Linked DNA regions of Homo sapiens: region 1 is linked to region 2. Evidence: chromatin loops called from intact Hi-C (ENCODE). Cell type or tissue: heart left ventricle. All regions are shown on one strand. Links, peaks and the distances in the headings refer to the core of each region. The heading gives the core; the rest is flanking DNA. Region 1 overlaps SORBS2 (sorbin and SH3 domain containing 2). Region 2 has its middle 35 kb from the start of SORBS2.

What was found. Hi-C counts contacts between places; a loop is a spot of excess contacts. Peaks named below come from ENCODE experiments on the same cell type or tissue, not always from the same donor. Only the 100,000 strongest peaks of a DNase experiment are listed, where the experiment ranks them.
Region 1: a loop joins it to region 2, with 2.1 times the contacts of the local background. A loop is called at or near these places in 3 of 110 quality-filtered maps.

The regions. Positions count from the first base shown.
Region 1 is chr4:185,743,018-185,751,448 of GRCh38, forward strand. All of the region lies in intron 2 of SORBS2 (sorbin and SH3 domain containing 2), which reads right to left. Among named protein-coding and RNA genes, the nearest start is that of SORBS2, 65 kb to the right of the region's middle. In heart left ventricle, for the core only: no CTCF peak of the experiment used is centred there; no DNase peak of the experiment used is centred there; H3K27ac peaks cover 740 bases.
Region 2 is chr4:185,843,317-185,851,747 of GRCh38, forward strand. It overlaps a transcript of SORBS2 not described here. Among named protein-coding and RNA genes, the nearest start is that of SORBS2, 35 kb to the left of the region's middle. In heart left ventricle, for the core only: no CTCF peak of the experiment used is centred there; a DNase peak (open chromatin) is centred at 4,095; H3K27ac peaks cover 5,054 bases.

The DNA.
Region 1 (8,431 bases), core at 180-8,179, 100 kb before region 2:
AGCTGGTTTCCTGGAGAGGCATCTCCTTTACACCCATCTGTGAAAGAAATCTAGATCTAAGCCTTAGATCTCAAGGTTAGAAAGGGGGTAAGGTTGAGGTTCCGGAGTGCTACTCTATTAGACACATTGTCCTTTTTAAATTATATTTTTACAATAATTTCCATTTATTATTTTTTCGTGGCATCCTAGTGAGGCAGGCTAGTTTGACAACATGCTGCTTAGGGGAAATTTGCTGTTAATAAGTCTTTTGAGCTCACTAAATTTTGGTGCAGCATGAAAACCCAGACTGTTTTCAACTCTCTCTCTGGCATACCCGCTTGATTCCTGATAGGGCTATTAATTTTGCGCAGATTTCCCAATTTGCTCCCCATTTGCTACCTGGGATGGTGAAGAACAGACAAATAGCCCTTCGGAAGCAAAAGCAGTCCCAAACCAGGCTGAGTTTCGTGATGGCTTCTTCCACATTGTCCTTCATTGCTGAGGATGAAAACATAGAGCTAAAAACTGTGATACACAATGATTTATCACCTCCTTTCCATGTACACACCTAGTAGTTTAGAACTCTGTTAGCTTCAAAATCTATTCAGTCACATTGCATTCCCCTCCCCAACTCCCACAAATTCTACATGAAAGAGGGTTCAGGTAGCAAATGAGTGGAAGGACAGGGCAAACTAAGACTCTGATGGTGAGCCCCTCCTCCTCCTGATTCAGATGATTTCTTCCTCCTCTTCCTCCTCCTCCTCCTCTTCTGGTTCTTTCTTCTCCTTCTTCTTCTTATTCCTCTTCCTCCTCCTTCTTCCTCTTCTTCTATCTTCTTTCCTCCTCCTCCTCCTTCTATTTTCTTTCCTCCTCCTCCTCCTCTTTCTCCTCCTCCTTCTTCTTCTCCTTCTCCTTCTTCTATTTTCTTTCCTCCTCCTCCTCTTTCTCCTCCTCCTTCTTCTCCTTCTCCTTCTTCTTCCTCCCCTCCTCCTCCTCCTGTCCCCCTCACCTTTCCCCTTTCCCTCCTCTCCCATTTCCACTTTCTTCCCCTTCTTCCTCCTTCTCCCCCTTCCTTTCCTCCTCCTCTTCCACTTCCCCCTTTCTCTTCTCCCCCTCCTCCTCCTTTTCCTCTTCTTCCTCCTCCTTCCCTTCTCTCTTTTTTTGTTATTTGATCTCCAATTTTCACTTCCTAAAATTTCATATGGTTGGATGCTATTATAATTATTCAATTACACAATGATTACATGTGGGCTGGTGGTTTTGAAACAATGTACCCCATTGTATGCATTATTGCATTCATGTGGAACTTGAACTGTAGGAGGTCCATGCAGGCTTTTCCAGGGTCCCCAAGAGTACTTTGTGGGTTTTGGATCCAGGTTTCTGTTTCACTAAATCAGCATATTACTCTAGTCTACAGTGTACTGTTGGGCTAGAAATAGTCCATTGACTATTTTAGACTCTGCATCACGAAACGAGATCTATGGTTTTGGTTGAATTTCATAGAAGAATATTGATAAATTATCATTGTTCAGATCATTAATCTTCTTTAGCTCAAATCAAACAATGAAGTGATGTTATCTTGCAAACCATGCAGGCAGGTGGTGGCACTAATGAGCCTGCCACATCGGATTAATCTTTGAATGTTCAGAATCTCAGAATGAGAACTTTCCACAAATTCAAAACTGTTTGATGAACTGACAATGTCCAAGTCCACCAAATGGTCCAACATTCAGAGATGAAATTATGTCATGACATAAGAAGCCTAATGGAATGAATGGCCACTATGCATTAAAGACCAGAATGTGAAAACCTGGCTCCTACCATTCAGACTTCCCTGAAATTGTGAAACATGATTTTCCCCTTCACCCTAGGGAAGACCCTCTGGCAAAGGCACATTCACTAAGGGTGAGCCTTCTTTTGGATTGGGGGCTCAGAAGAGAGAGTCATATTGAAGTCGCCCAAACTGTTCTTTGCCCTGGCTGCCCGCTGACTTTGTTAGGCAGCTGGTGCTAAGGAGAGGGTAAAGAAAACAGAAGACACTTGTGGGCCGGCTCAGGGATGGACAGTACCTGGCCGCTCTCCCTGTGTGATGCAGGTGGCTTGTTCTGAGGTAGGTGGGCATACAGGCAGTGAGTACATCTCCATTGCAGCGGGGGAAGGTGGATGTGGGACTAATCAGGGATGGAGAGGGAGGGATGCTGCAAAGATGCCCGAGCAGGTGCTGTCAGTGGGGACTAGGGAAGCAGTGTCTCTATCCGAGAGTGCATGCCGGTGGTAGGGGAGCACCAACCTGAACATGGCCAGTAAGAACACAAACTAGACCTCCCAGATTCTCCCGCAAGTAAGGAGAGATCAGGGACTGTTCCAATTTTTGGCGTTCATATTTTTTAGACAGTTGTCTTAAAAAAAATGCCTGCTTCACTTGCGTTAAGAATTAACTAATCATGGTCCAGACTTATGCTCAGGTAGACAAGGAGGACTGAAGCCACAGTGGGCTCCTTCCAACCTCACATCACATCTTCCTCATAGCACCTGTGCACCCGAGGTGCAGATCCTGATTTGATGGCGACCTATTACAAATTTCCTTAGACTGCAAGCAATCACACTATACTTAATAGCTATATTTAGTAGAATACTTAGATTAATACTTGGAGAGAATTTAAATTTAAATATTATTTCCACAGCCAAAAGACAAAACAGCAATAGACAAATGCATTCTCTTTTTAGTTTTCTTCAACGGATATATTTCATTTTTAAGCCTATCTACCCCCTCCCCCGATTTGAAGACATCCCTCGGGCTACGTGGGGAGGAAAGCCTGTGTGACTGATCGCTGCAGTGACTGCTCTTGGCCATGACTGTTACTGCCATTTTGGCCTCTCTGAAAAGTGAGGCAGCCTAAGCCTCACAGATATGTTTCCTGGTCACATTTTTGTTGTCTCTACAGAAAGAGAAGCAAACGATATCACCAAAGTCCTAACTCTATCCTCCCACTCTGTGAACTACAGAAAAGGAAGCAGCAGAAGAAATAATAGAGGGAATAACAAAGTGACAGAAGCATAGAGGGAAAAGCAGCAGGTGGCTTTTCATCAAGGGGCCTTTGGGTAAGATTTACAGGAGACAATGTTTTCTCTGCGCCTCTGGGACTTGAAAGGTCATGGAAAGAGGACTCACTCGCGACAGAATTCAAACACTCGTAGTTGTGTCTCAAAGTCCTCCGCGGACATCACCAGAAGGCATGGTTTCAGGGGTGTTTTTCAGAAGGGCGATGGATTTCTTTGGATCCACGTAGTCTCTCTTATCTGGTTAGAGTTTCTTCTTTTTCTTTTTGTTCTTTTTTGACACAGAGTCTCACTCTGTCGCCCAGGCTGCAGGGCAGTGGCACCATCTTGGCTCGCTGCAACCTCCGCGTCCTGGGTTCAAGCAATTCTCCTGCCTCAGCCTCCCGAGTAGCTGGGACTAGAGGTGTGCACCACCATGCCTGGCTAATTTTTGTATTTTTAGTAGAGACAGAGTTTCACCATGTTGGCCAGGCTGGTTCTCGAACTTCTGACCTCAAGTGGTCCTCCTGCCTCGGCTTCCCAGAGTGCTGGGATTACAGGTGTGGGCCACCGCGCCCGGCCTTATCTGGTTAGAGTTTCTTAGGTGGGAATGGAGTTAGCAGTCCCAGACCAGGCCAAGTTAGGACAAGCTGAGAAATGCATCCTGTGGTTGACACATGGTGAGGAATACCCAAGCAAAATACTCTTGTGTGAGGCTTAGACTCTGTAAGAATCTACCACTTTATGAAGAGACTTTCTTCTCCCATCTACCAGATTTTCCACCAAATTTGTTGCAGCCTTGTTATGGGCTGAATTGTGCCCTCTTAAATTCATGTATCGAAGGACTGGCCCCCTAGGACCTCAGAATGTGCCTGTGCCCTGTATTTGAAGACAGGGACTTTAAAGAGGGGAAAAGTTAAACTGAAGTCATTAGGGTGGGCCTTAATCCAATCTAGCTGGTGTCCTTAAGAAGAGTGCCGGGCGCAGTGGCTCACGCCTATGATGCCACTGCACTCCAGCCTGGGCAACAGTGTGAGACTTGTCTCGAAACAAAAAAGGAGGAAATTTGGACACACAAAAAAGACACCAGACACCAGGGATGCATTCATAGAGGAAAGGCCATATGAGATCACAGCAAGAAGGTGGCCGTCGGCAAGACAAGGAGGAAGGCTTCAGAAGAAACCAGACCTGCTCTCACCTTGATCTTGGACCTCGAGCCTGGAGAACTTTGAGAAATAAATTTCTGCCATCAAAGCCACCAGTCTGTGGTACTTTGTTATGGAAGCCCAAGCAGACTAATACAACCTGCAGGCTTTAAACGATGAACAAGGGATGTGACTTTATTGTAGGACCAGTAATTTGAATTTCTTGCAAACGCTTGAGTGTAAGCATTAGTCAATAGTCAGTGATCTGACTGGAAAGAAGCAGAGGGCACAAGTTCATGGCAGTGTGCTCAGGGGTACCTGGCCCCTCTGTGAAGAGCCCCATAGAAGACAAGGCACTTGGGCCCTGTCTCAGGGGCAGCACAAGCTTCCAGGACACCACCGTCACTGGTCACTTGCTGCTCCCCACTGTGGCCCTGGACAGATGAGTCAGGCCCATGGTGGTCAGGGCAGTGGTTTCTCCTCGTCCTCCCCCAGCCTGCACTACTCCGTGCCTGGAGCTGTGAAAAATTGGCCTTTGCTCGGGCGCGGTGGCTCACACCTGTAATCCCAGCACTTTGGGAGGTCGAAGTGGGCACATCAGGAGCTCGAGACCAGCCTGGCCAACATGGTGAAACCCCGTCTCTACCGAAAATACAAAAAATTAGCCGGGCACGGTGGAGGGCGCCGGTAATCCCAGCTACTTGGGAGGCTGAGGCAGGAGAATCACTTGAACCCAGGAGGCGGAGGTTGCAGTGAGCTGAGACCGTAACACTGCACTCTAGCCTGGGTAACAGAGTGAGACTCAGTTTCAAAAAAAAAACAAGGTCTTTGCTGCTTCCACAGATGCTCACATTTCTCCCTGGCTCATTTTAAGCTGTGCTAAAATCTGGTAACAAAGCTTGCTTTTATTTAAGGTACATTTTGTAAGTTTTCGGGTGGCCCACTGTAAGGTAGAGAGCCCTGCTCTTGGTGACTTGCTTTGGAACTAGAAAATTAGCATCTAGCTGTACCATATCTGGGCACATGACTGGGGCTTCATCAGGTAGGGCTGGGCTTTCATGAAGTAAGTTGCAGCTCAGGGCCTCGGCGTGCGAGGAGTGCAGTTGCTGTGTGTGACTGGCTCTGTCACCAGGAGCCCCGCGTATTCTTCAGGGAGAATTTTCAATCATGCTGGTTTTGATTTAGGCAATATGGTCTTGAAAATATTTTCATAGTCTAGTCTCCATCAATCTTATTCTTCCACACTGACATCTGCTTCCAGAATTTGGAGTAAGGCGAGCTGGGAAGTAGGGCTCTGAAATCTTGAAGGACTGCCTAAGCCCCCCCACCACACAGAAGCAAAAGCAGCCTCCACAGGATGCCAGCTTAGCAAGGGAGGCCTCACGAGCAATTTTAAGGACCTCAGCACTGATGACGAGAGATGGTGTGTTACGGATTTTGCATCTGCAGTTTTGCCATTAGTGGCATTTTAGGAATAAATAAGGTTGATATGTTAACTACCTCAAAATAATTTTCCCATTCAATTAGATTTTGTTAGTGAACTCACTCATCAGTTTGGATAGTTCAAGTAGTATACTGAAAAATGATAGCTAAACCTGGCTTATGATTAGAGCTGGTTTACATTTTGCCTTCGGCAAGTGGAGGATTTCCCTAGGCTGTTTCTGGAGCCTCATTTATTGATGAGCTTCTGTGCCCTACTCCAAGAAGCACCTTTCCACCTGAGAATGAGGGGCCCCATTTACAATATTCTTGGATGAGGACCTGGGGAAGAATGCAGGAGAGCCCCAAGCTAAGATGGTATTCAAACTCAGAGCACGGCAGAAAGTTCCCAAAAAGATGTTAGAAGTATGGCTCGGCTTGCTGCTGTTTTGGCTTTTAAAAAAAGATTATAGCAAGAACCTTTTAGGGAACTCCACAGCCACCAGTAGGGATCGGCAGGCACATTGCCCCAGCTAACCACTGGAGTGGTGTTCAGGGAGGGTTTGGGATGTGGATGCTGCTCCAAGCCATCTGGGAGGGAGACAGGTGCAGGGACAGTCAGCATGAAAGCAACTGGGGACTGGGATTGCCATAGCTCAACAGCCTGATGATGGCCTGAGGTTGTTGCCAAGAGCAGCTCCTAGGAACTGCTCCTTCTCTGAGCCACCCTCTGGGAACAGCAGAGCTGTCAGAGAAGATTTAATTGTTTTGATCTTCCTGCCTTCTTGATATCCCATTGAGAGTCACCCTTCAGGGAGAAGGAGATAGAGTCGTCATTTTGTATTAAGCAATGACAAGAAAGAAAAAAAACTTTTAAGATGAAATCCTGATGGGATTGAAAATCAATTAATCAATCACACAGACCTCTGATTCCTGGTCATTCTGGCTCAGAATTACAGACATAAGTGTGTGACACTGTGTTACCTTAGGGTATATGGACTTTTAGACCAGTAGAATTTTATGGAGAGAAGAAACAGTAAAGATACATTAGTTCAATGTATGCATTAGTGTTTAAGGTAATAATTTTGGTGCAAAAGCAGAATGGGCCAGATAGACTAGTTTGCCAGGAGTTTATGGATCTAATGAAATAGTTTCAGTTGCTCATTTAGAGAAAACAAATGCAGAAATAGAGACCACAGCTCTTAATGCAACCAAAGAGAGAAAATGCATGCTGACTAAACGTCCACCCATTAGGCTCCTTATTAACAGAAATGAGAAGTTATTCTTTGGGGACTGTTGCTCTCCTGCTGCTCTGTCATGGGGCTATGGCTTCATTTTCCATCTATAAACACCAAACACTGGAAGGTTGGTTGCTAAGAGAACTCACTGGGGAAACAGTTAACTGTTCAAATGTCCCCACTTACGTGGATATGTGCAAATACCACCCTCTGTTCAGATCTGCATGTTGCAGAAAGACACTACGTGCAGTGGACTAAAGCTGGACGCCGGAGTGTCCCACAGACCCAGGTTAGCACCCCTGCCCTGCCACTCACTAGACATGTAACTCACAGCAAGTTCTTAAGAACTCTTTCGAAACTATTCCTCATGGGCAAAAAGAAAAGGATGGCAAAGCATGATTTTTTAAGTGTTCACTGTGTATACCAATTATGAACAAATTGTAAAATCCTGCTTCATTTCATCACCATCAAACCATAGGCTTAAATTTGCTCATAATCCCGACAACACTGTGTGTTTGGAAACAGTGGAAACAGGAAGAACTGAGAGCGGGTCTGCATTCAGGATCCACGTGGCTCCAATCATAGGTGTGAAAAGACTCACATATTCCGTAGCATCATAGGACCCATCAGAGTATAACAGCTAAGATTATTACACATGCTGTTCCAGTGTCCCACTCACACTGCACCACAGAAAGCTCTGCAGTGGATCAATTGCTGCTGTGCAGTCCCCAACATCCGATCCTTGCTGAAGTTTATTGATTAAGCTGGCTAATACACTCCTTACACAGTTATTTGGTACCATATTGAAAATACATTAATTCTAAAATAACAAACAAACAATAACTTTCAACCTCTATTGCTAGTTTGAGAATAAAATGCTCCCTTTGGTGCAGTGAGTAGTGCTCATGAGTGACAGACAATTTGAATAAGAAAACTGGGCTCTTGATTTAGATTTTTGGCTGTCAATTACATTTGGAAAGTTGGGGGTAAGGTACAAGCTGCTTAGGAACCCTTATTTCTTCCCCCTGCCCTTTTGATATCATTTCTCTCTCTTCTCCTTGACCTTAGGTGGGTCAAGGAGTTGGAATTCAAATCACATGAGCAAATAGCATTCAAATGTACATGATATATAAGGCACTTTAGCGATCCAAAAAAAATTTACAATATAGTTTCTGTCTCAAAAAGTTTATTGCCTTGTTTGGGGAGACAAAACATACCACACGAAAAGTTCATGATACAGGATTTAAACAAGGGCTCAACAAATCATAGAGGAATTGTTATATAACATGGGTTCTTCCATTAAATGGTAAAGGAATGCTCTTAGCTCTAAATACTAAAAAAAAAAAAAAAAAAAGAGAAAGAGAGAGAAATTCAGGAACTGTCCAGGTAGGATTGAGGTAAAGGACAGGGACGAAATGAACTTTTTGAGAAGCATGTAGGTGGCTAAGTCAGTTTGGATGTTAGGAACTACACTGAGAATCAAGAGATGAGGAAGACCAAGGGCAAACCGAAACGAGACAGGCTGAGACAAAGCGAGATGAGACAAAGTGAGAAGAGATGAGACAAAGCAAGATGACAGAAGTTTGGTGATCATCTTGGACATTTTGCTAA
Region 2 (8,431 bases), core at 44-8,043:
CATTCCTATTCATTATTGTATTGGAGGTTCTAGCTGTAGCAATTAGATTTAAAAAACCCAGGATATATATAGAATAAAAGAGAAATAAAACGGTTTTTATTCATAGATGACAAAATTGTCTACATAGAAAATCTCAAAGATATGCAAACAAGCTACTAGAATTAATAAAGGAGCTTAACAAGATTGCAGGATATAAGTAAATATAGAAAAATCAATAATTCCATATGGTAGAAATAAACAATAGAAAATGAAGATTAATAAGCAATACCATTTGCAGTAGCACTGAAAAAATACTTAGAAATAAATCTAACAAGATACATGTAAGCTTTGTATGCTGAAAACTATAAATTATTAGTTATAACTATAAATTATTAATGAAACTAAGTAAGACCTGAAAGATGGAGAGATATATCATGTTCATGGATGAGAAAACTCAGTTGTGTTAAGATATCCATTCTCTCCAAATAGATCTTAGATTCAGTGCAATAAATCCCAATTAAAATTCAATTTCCATCAAAATCCCAGCAAGCTATTTTTTGAAATGGGAAATTTTATTCTAAATTTGTATGAAAAATCAAAGAAAGTAGAATAGCCTAAGCAATGTTGAGAAAGAAGACAAAGTTGGAGGCCTTACCTACCTGATTTCATGACCTCACTGTAAACCTACAGTGTTGAAGACTGTACACTCTATGAGTATATGAGATAACACATCCCTTCCTTGGAGGAAGGCAGTTCACATAGATCAGTGGGAGAGAACAGAACCCACACCTTCAACACAAGTGCTAAGGCAATTCAATGGAGAAAGGACAGTCTTGCTAAACAAAGACTGGAACCATATGTGTAAAAATGAACACTGATAAATACACTGGACCCTATACAAAAAGATTAACTTGGAATGGGTCATAGAGCTAAATGTAAAACTCAAAACTATAAAGCTAACAACAGAAAGACAAAGAACCCAATTCAAAAATGGGCAAAGGGCTCAAAGAGACATTTCTCTAAAGAGGATATGCGAATGATCGGCAGACACACGAAAAGATGCCCAACAGCGTTGGTCACCAGTGAAATGCAAAACACACCCACAATAAGAGAGCACTTCACACCCATGAGAATGACAATAACAACAACAACAGCAAAACCAGAAAATAACAGATGTTGCTAAGGATGTGAAGAAACTTGAATACTCATATACGGCTGGAGGGATGTGAAACGGTACAGCTACTGTGGAAAACAGTTTCATGATTCCACAATAAATTAAACACAGAATTGTCATATGACCCAGAAATTCTACTCCTGTGTAAAAAGTGAACACAGATCTTCAAACAAAACTTGTACACCGATGCTCACAGCGGCATTATTTACAAGAGCCAAAAGGTAGAAACAAACCAAATGCCCACCAATTAATGAATGAATAAAGAAAAGATGGCATATTCATACATTGAAATATTATTAAGCCATAAAAGGGAATGAAGTACTGATACATGCTCCAAGATGTAGAAACCTTGAGAACTTATGCTAAATGAAAGAGTGAGACACGAAAGACTATATGTAACACGATTCCATTCCATTTATACGAAACACTCAGAAGAGGCAAATCCATACAGGCAGGAAGTAAATTAGTGCCTGCCTGGGGCTGGCGAAAGAGAAGAATGGGGATTGGCTGCTTAGTGGGTATGGGGTTTTTAGGGATGATGAAAATGCTTTTTTTTTTTTTTGGACAGGGTCTTGCTCTGTCACCCAGGCTGGAGTGCAGCAGGGTGATCATGACTCACTGCAGCCTCATCCTCCTGGGCTCAAATGATTCTCCCACCTCAGCCCCCCTAGTACCTGGGACTACTAGTGGACACCACCACCCCCCAGCTAATTTTTTATTTTTAATTTTTTGTAGAGACAGAGTCCCACGAGGTTGCCCAGGTTGGTCTCCAACTTCCCGGCTCAAGCGATCCTCCCACCTTGGCCTCCCAAAGTGCTGGTGTTACAGGTGTGAGCCACTGTGCCTGGCCATGAAAATGTTTTTGAAGTAGATAGTGATGTTGGTTTTGCAATATTGTGAAGGTAGTGAATATCACTGAATTACATACTTTAAAGTGGTTAAAATGGTAATTTTAATATTATGTGCATTTTGCAACAATAAAAAAATCTGTAAACCTTATAGAAGAAAACAAAGGAGAAAGTCTTTGTAAATTTGGGTTAGAAAAAATGCTTTATATTGCACACAAATTGCACAAGCCATAAAAGGAAAAATTAACACACTGGACTTGATCACAGTTAAAATACTCTGCTAAATAAAAGGGAAACCACAGAAAGGGAGAAAATATTCACAAAATATGTATCTGATAATAGGCTGGTATACAGAATATATAAAGAATGTACACAACTCAACAATAATAAAACAAACAACCCAATTTAAAAAAAGAAGCAAAAAAATAGGCAAAAGTTTTGAACAGGTACTTTAACCAAAGAGGAGATGCAGATCTAAATATGGACATGATAAATGCTCAGTACCATTAATCATTAGGAAAATGCAAATGAAAACTATTACACACCTTTCAACTGGCCAAAATATAAACAAAACAAAATCTGACAATATCAAATGCTGACAAGGATGTGGAGCAACAGGAGCTCTCATTCACTGCTAGTGGTGATGCAAAATAGTACAGACTCCTTGGAAGATCGTTTCTGATACTGTTAAACATAAACTTCATGCCACCTGGCAGTCCCAACTCCTTGGCATTTATCCAAGAGAAATGAAAACATATGTTCATACAAAAACCTGAAAGTGAATATTTATAGAGGCTATATTCATGGTCACTAAAACCTGGAAACAACACAAATGTCCATCACCTGGAGAGTGGATACAGAAACGATGGTACATCCATACAACAGAATGTTACTCAGCAACAAAAAGGAAAAGGCCACTGATAGTTGCAACAAATGGACGCCTCTCAAATGCATCATGCCAGTGAAAGAAGCCAGACCCAAAAGACTAAGTATTGCATGTTTCCACTAATAATACATTCTGGAAAAATAAAACTATAGGGACAGAAAGCAGATCAGGGTTTGCCAGGGGCTGGGGTCAGAAAGAAAATCAACTGAATGGGGCCAAGGACCCTTTTTGAAGAGATGAAAATTTTCTACACATTGATGTGTTGGAAGTTCTGTAATTTGATACATTTTTCAAAATTCATTTATCTGTACTCCTAAAAAAGGTGAATACTGTATATAAATTATACTTTCATAAACCTGACTTTAAAACATGACTGAGACTATCACTTGGTTAAGGCTAACCAAAAGGGCTTTGGCAATCCTATTGGGAACAATTTCACTGGTAAAGCCTGAAGCGAGACTGAGATAATAGCGTACATTTATTCAATGAGGTAGAAAGCAAGGCAGAGAATAGGAAGCGGGTGCTTCTGCTGAGTGCTCCATTAATCAAGTTAAACTGTTATTTCTTTCCCCCTAGGCTTGTAATTCAAACCAGGGAAAGTTTGGGAGAGAGGGGGAAGGGGGAGAATGGAGTTATGATTCAGAATCTCCAAGGGCATTTGTGTTTGAAAATTTTATTTATGATATTTAAATTTAGAGAAAAATCCCTATTTGTCAAATAAAAACTAGGGAAAGGAAAGAATGATAACACCTTTGGTAGATGAGGATATCCAGAATAAAAACATGACTCACTGGGGCCATGCTCCCTGGGGATTCTTTGGTGTGGCGGGAGTGGCGATAGAGACAAGATTTTTTATAATAAAACATGGCAAAGGATAAAACAATTAGATAACTTCTGTCCCCAAAACTTACACTTATCTTGTGTTTAATAACAGATTCAGTGTTGATAGAGTCTGAGAGTATTCCCATCATAATGTAAGTCTGCTCCAGTGGACTTTTTACCACTTTGTGTTTGAGCCTCAATTAGTAGGAAACAATCTGTTCTAAGATAAGAAATCAAAATCTAATTTTGTTATTTCTCCCTAGTGAGTGGACACTTTCTTTGGGATTGGAGAAAAGGGACTGAATTGGTTTCCCTTTAAAATGCCTTCAGTATCTTTTGGATTGGTGCACCAAATTCTCACTCTGCCCAGTGTGGAGGTGACTGCTGAGTGCCGAAATGCCAGGACCAGAAAATCAAGCTGAACACATGCGTCAATGGTGAACAATTATAGCTCAGAATCCATCCTCGCAGGATCTGGGGTCCCTGTGATTGTATCATCCAGACATACATCCTCCTCTCCTCCCAACTGCAGCAAGTCCAAGCCAGATCTCGCAGGATGAGTAAGCGACATATGGCATGTGTGAAATTCCACTCCACCCTGTTGCCCTTCCCAGAGCTGCTGTAGACGGCAGCAACGATTATAGCAACCTTGACTCCATAAGGAATGTGACAATTTAAACCCTGCAGACTGTTTAGCAATGAGTTATTCCAAGCAGTAAGTTGTACCCTAGAGCCCTGGAATGAACTGAAGAAGCACTGGGCTCACATCTTAGGAGATCTGTTCATCAGGTAGAAACTGGCTTCATCGGCAAGGATTGAGATTTTTCTGCTATCGTTTTTGATGGCTAGTCTCATCAAAGAGCAAACAGCATGTCTCAGATTACAGCTATCAGTCCTTTGGCATTCCGCAGGCTTCTCACATTCATGCCGAGTCGCAGGGCTGACCTGGCCTGAATTGTGGGATCTGAACTCTCCCAGAAATTTAAGAACCCCCAAATTTGTCCCCAGGTCATGGTTTGGGATTGGGGCCACCCAGAAAATTCGACAGACTCAGAGACTCCTTGAGAATGATGCTTTAAGCTGCAGTCTCAGATACCCCGAAATTATATGAGTACAGTGGAATGGAGGCAGAGAAGGGGATGCGCGGTGATGACTTTTTCATAAAGGCCCTAGGATCCAGGTCAAGTCTGTAGTGGTCCCCATGATGATTCTGGGCTTCAAGGGTATTCTGGGGAAAGCCAACCTGCAGGGATTCCTGAGTGCCTTTAACCACAGAACCCCTAATATCATGGAATAAAAGAGAAGTAAAAGTTATTGGACAAGGAATGGTAACTTTTAGTTCATGAAATCCTTTGTGACACACCATCTCAACTTTTGCTTTGGCAAATTTTTTTTCCATGTCAACAACTGCTGTGACTGATTTTGAAACCAGGAAATCAACTTGAATGCAAATAAAAATTCAAATGGATGCAAATTTATGAAAGGTAAACTTTTAAAAAAGTCTTAGAAAAACTGTCACACAAATGAAGATTCTAGTATTCTAGTGGTTCAGAATTAAGTCCAGGTTTTAAATGTTCTTTATAAGGATATCTCTTTTTTTTTTTTTTTTTTTTTTTTTTTTTTTTTTTTTTTTTAAGAGGCAGGGTCTCCATACATTGCTCAGGCTAGACTCAAACTCTTGGGCTCAATGGATCCCCCTACCTCAGCCTCCCAAGTAGCTGGGACTACAGGCAGCCACCACCATACCTGTCTAGGACATTTCTTGACATAGTTTGAGCCTTTTATCTGACGGTTAAGTCTGCTGGGTTCAGTACTGTTTCATTTCTATAGATAATATATCCTAAACATTTTCAAGTTACTTGAGATTATTAGATGCAGTGAGATGAACCAAACTAAAATATCTCTTGTAGCCCTTTCACTAGCTGTGGCTTATTTATATTAAAGAAGCACACAGTAGTGACACATCTGTGACACAGGGACTTGACAGCTGCTAGGTGGTACGAAAAGGTTGGTTGTTTTGTTTATTTTGGACAATGCCCATCAATCACGAGAATGATGTTAGAACCACCTCTTATATAGCTGGCCCTTACTGAAACAAGCACTGTTGTTCCAGGACCCTGTCAGATTAGGGCTCCATCAGACTGAAAGAGTAGCTTTTTCCTGCTCAGGGTCTAATAAAGCTCCTGGCATCTTGGCACACCCTTGTTGACCCTGTTGCCATTCTAGAGAGCAGACACTACCCAGTGGAGCCACCAGAGCTTCCCCAAACCCACTGCGAATTCCGACTTGAGACACTGCAAGGCTCAGCCCATTGTATTTTGAAGTAGGATTTTCCTTAATGAAAAAAGTCTTTTTCATTATTTCTGTCCAATCGACAGATAAAGAATTTATGAATTCCAAGTCACAAACTGGGTTAGATTGTCGCCTGCCACTCTTCCTCTCCCTGCCATTTTTTTTTTTTTGAGATTCTGAGAATTTTCCCATTATAAAATAAGTCCACTCCAGTGCAGATAATTCCTCACTCACATGCTCTGAAATTCTTGCTTCTGCCTAAACCCTGTCCTGTCTCTGTGATTACTCTTTTAGACATAATCTTTGTGGCTTCACCCCTTGTTGCAGAATAAGACAGTAGCCCAGCAGGCCACACTCTCACAGGGGCAGGCCTGGGACTTTGCCTATAAAATAGAAAATCAGCTGCCCATTTTTTCAATTCCAATGAATGTGTAACTATCAAAGAGCTTATTCCATCTGGTCCTGTTCACAGAAGACTGAGAGACGACAGACAGGAATGTTGATGGCCAAACCACTTAATTTCTATTGAGTCTAAAAAAGAAATGAAGAACAGTTCTAGGCTGCCAGAAAACAGAAGATAAGCATATGGTTGTTAAAATTACAAGAACAACTGGGGCAGAGGAGACAAGCTGCTTGCAATGGCGTAAGGATTTCTACGTTGCGTTTTGATCCACACCCACCCTGGCAATGACTGCTATTGCATAAGCCTTCAATTCTTCAGGCCTGTGCAGATACTGATTTAGAATTGGTCTCTGGCTTGTTATGAAACGAAGCTCTTTCATGGCACAAATGTGGAGCAGAGGCGAACCTGGTTTGAAGATGCCTATGAGACCTATATTCTCATCCTGCCCCTCGGGCATGAGTCACCACTTCCCCCTAAAATATGGAAAAATGCTAAAGTGACTTTCATGTGGGATGTACAATTGGTAATGACTGAGTTGGGAAAAACACACAACTCCCTGAACTATCCACATGCCATGAGTTCTCAAGGCAGTCTTGCTGAGATATTATAGGAAGTCTAACATTCTGCTGACTTGTCCCATATGTCGAGAGTCTAACAATTTTACAAACAAGTTGTTAGAGGGAAAGAGGACAGTGTCTTCATGGTTGTCAGAGAGACCCAAGCAAATGACAGCATGTAGCTCCTTGGTATCCTGGCATCACTGGCCTTGGAAAATTTTGCTGCAATGATAGCTCTGTTCTCCTACATCAAAATAGGGACTTAATGAATTTGATTTGTGAGTGCTATTAAAAACCCATCTTCTCTTCTTTGAACAAGTAAGCCTGGTCAACTGCCTGTGCTGAAAACCACTGAAGTGTGTATATCATATGTTTTACAAGACTCTAGTTCTATTGAGTCGGGTTGAAATATGCTTAAGAGCATGTGATGGTTAATTTTAATGCATCAACTTGACTGGGCTATGGGATGCCCAGATAGCTGGTGAAACGTGATTTCTGAGTGTGTCTGTGAGGGTGTTTCTGGAAGAGATGAGCATTTGAATTGATAGACTTGAATAAAAAAGATCCACCTTACCCAGGGTGTGTGGGCATCATCTCATCTGTTGAGGGCCTGAATAGAATGAAAAGGCACACGAGGGTAAATTCACTCCCTCTCAGGTTGAATTGGGACACCTATCTATCTCCCGCCCTCAGATGTTGGTGCTTCTGGTTCTTGGGCTCTCAGACTCAGACTGAGACACCAACGGCTTTCCTGGTTCTCCAGCTTGCAGACAGCAGATCGTGGGATTTCCTGGCTGCCATAATCACATGAAGCAATTTCTATAATAAATCTCCATATTTATGTATAAAACATATATTCTCTGGGGACCCTCGGCTGATACCAGGTGCACTTGTTAAAAATCATTTAGAGTGGAGAAGATGAGTAGCTTATCTTTCATATTTTGCCTCTGACATGGCTATTGTTAAACTCGGAAAACCTGTATCTTCCCAGACATGAAGAAATTCACCTTCAACTACCACAAAGACCATGATTTGGTGTTTACAAGTTTATTTAGAAACAGGTATTTTTTAAAGTGGTTCCATATTCTTTTACGTTCCTTTAAGGAAATATAATAATATGATTATAAAGGAAAGGTGGATTGACTCACGGTCATCTCTATGAGACAGGAATAAGCAAGGGGTTGCACTTACAAGCTGTCCTTTTGGGATTTTTTTAAAATCATATTCACATATATATATATTACATCGTGTAAAAGACTTGTGATGGTTAATACTGAGTGCCAACTTGATTGGCTTGAAGAATGCAAAGTGTTAATCCTGGGTGTGTCTGTGAGGGTGTTGCCAAAGGAGATTAACATTTGAGTCAGTGGGCTGGGAAGGCAGACCCACCCTTAATCTGGGTGGGCACCATCTAATCAGCTGCCAGCACGGCCAGAATAAAAAGCAGGCAGAGGAATGTGAAAAGACTAG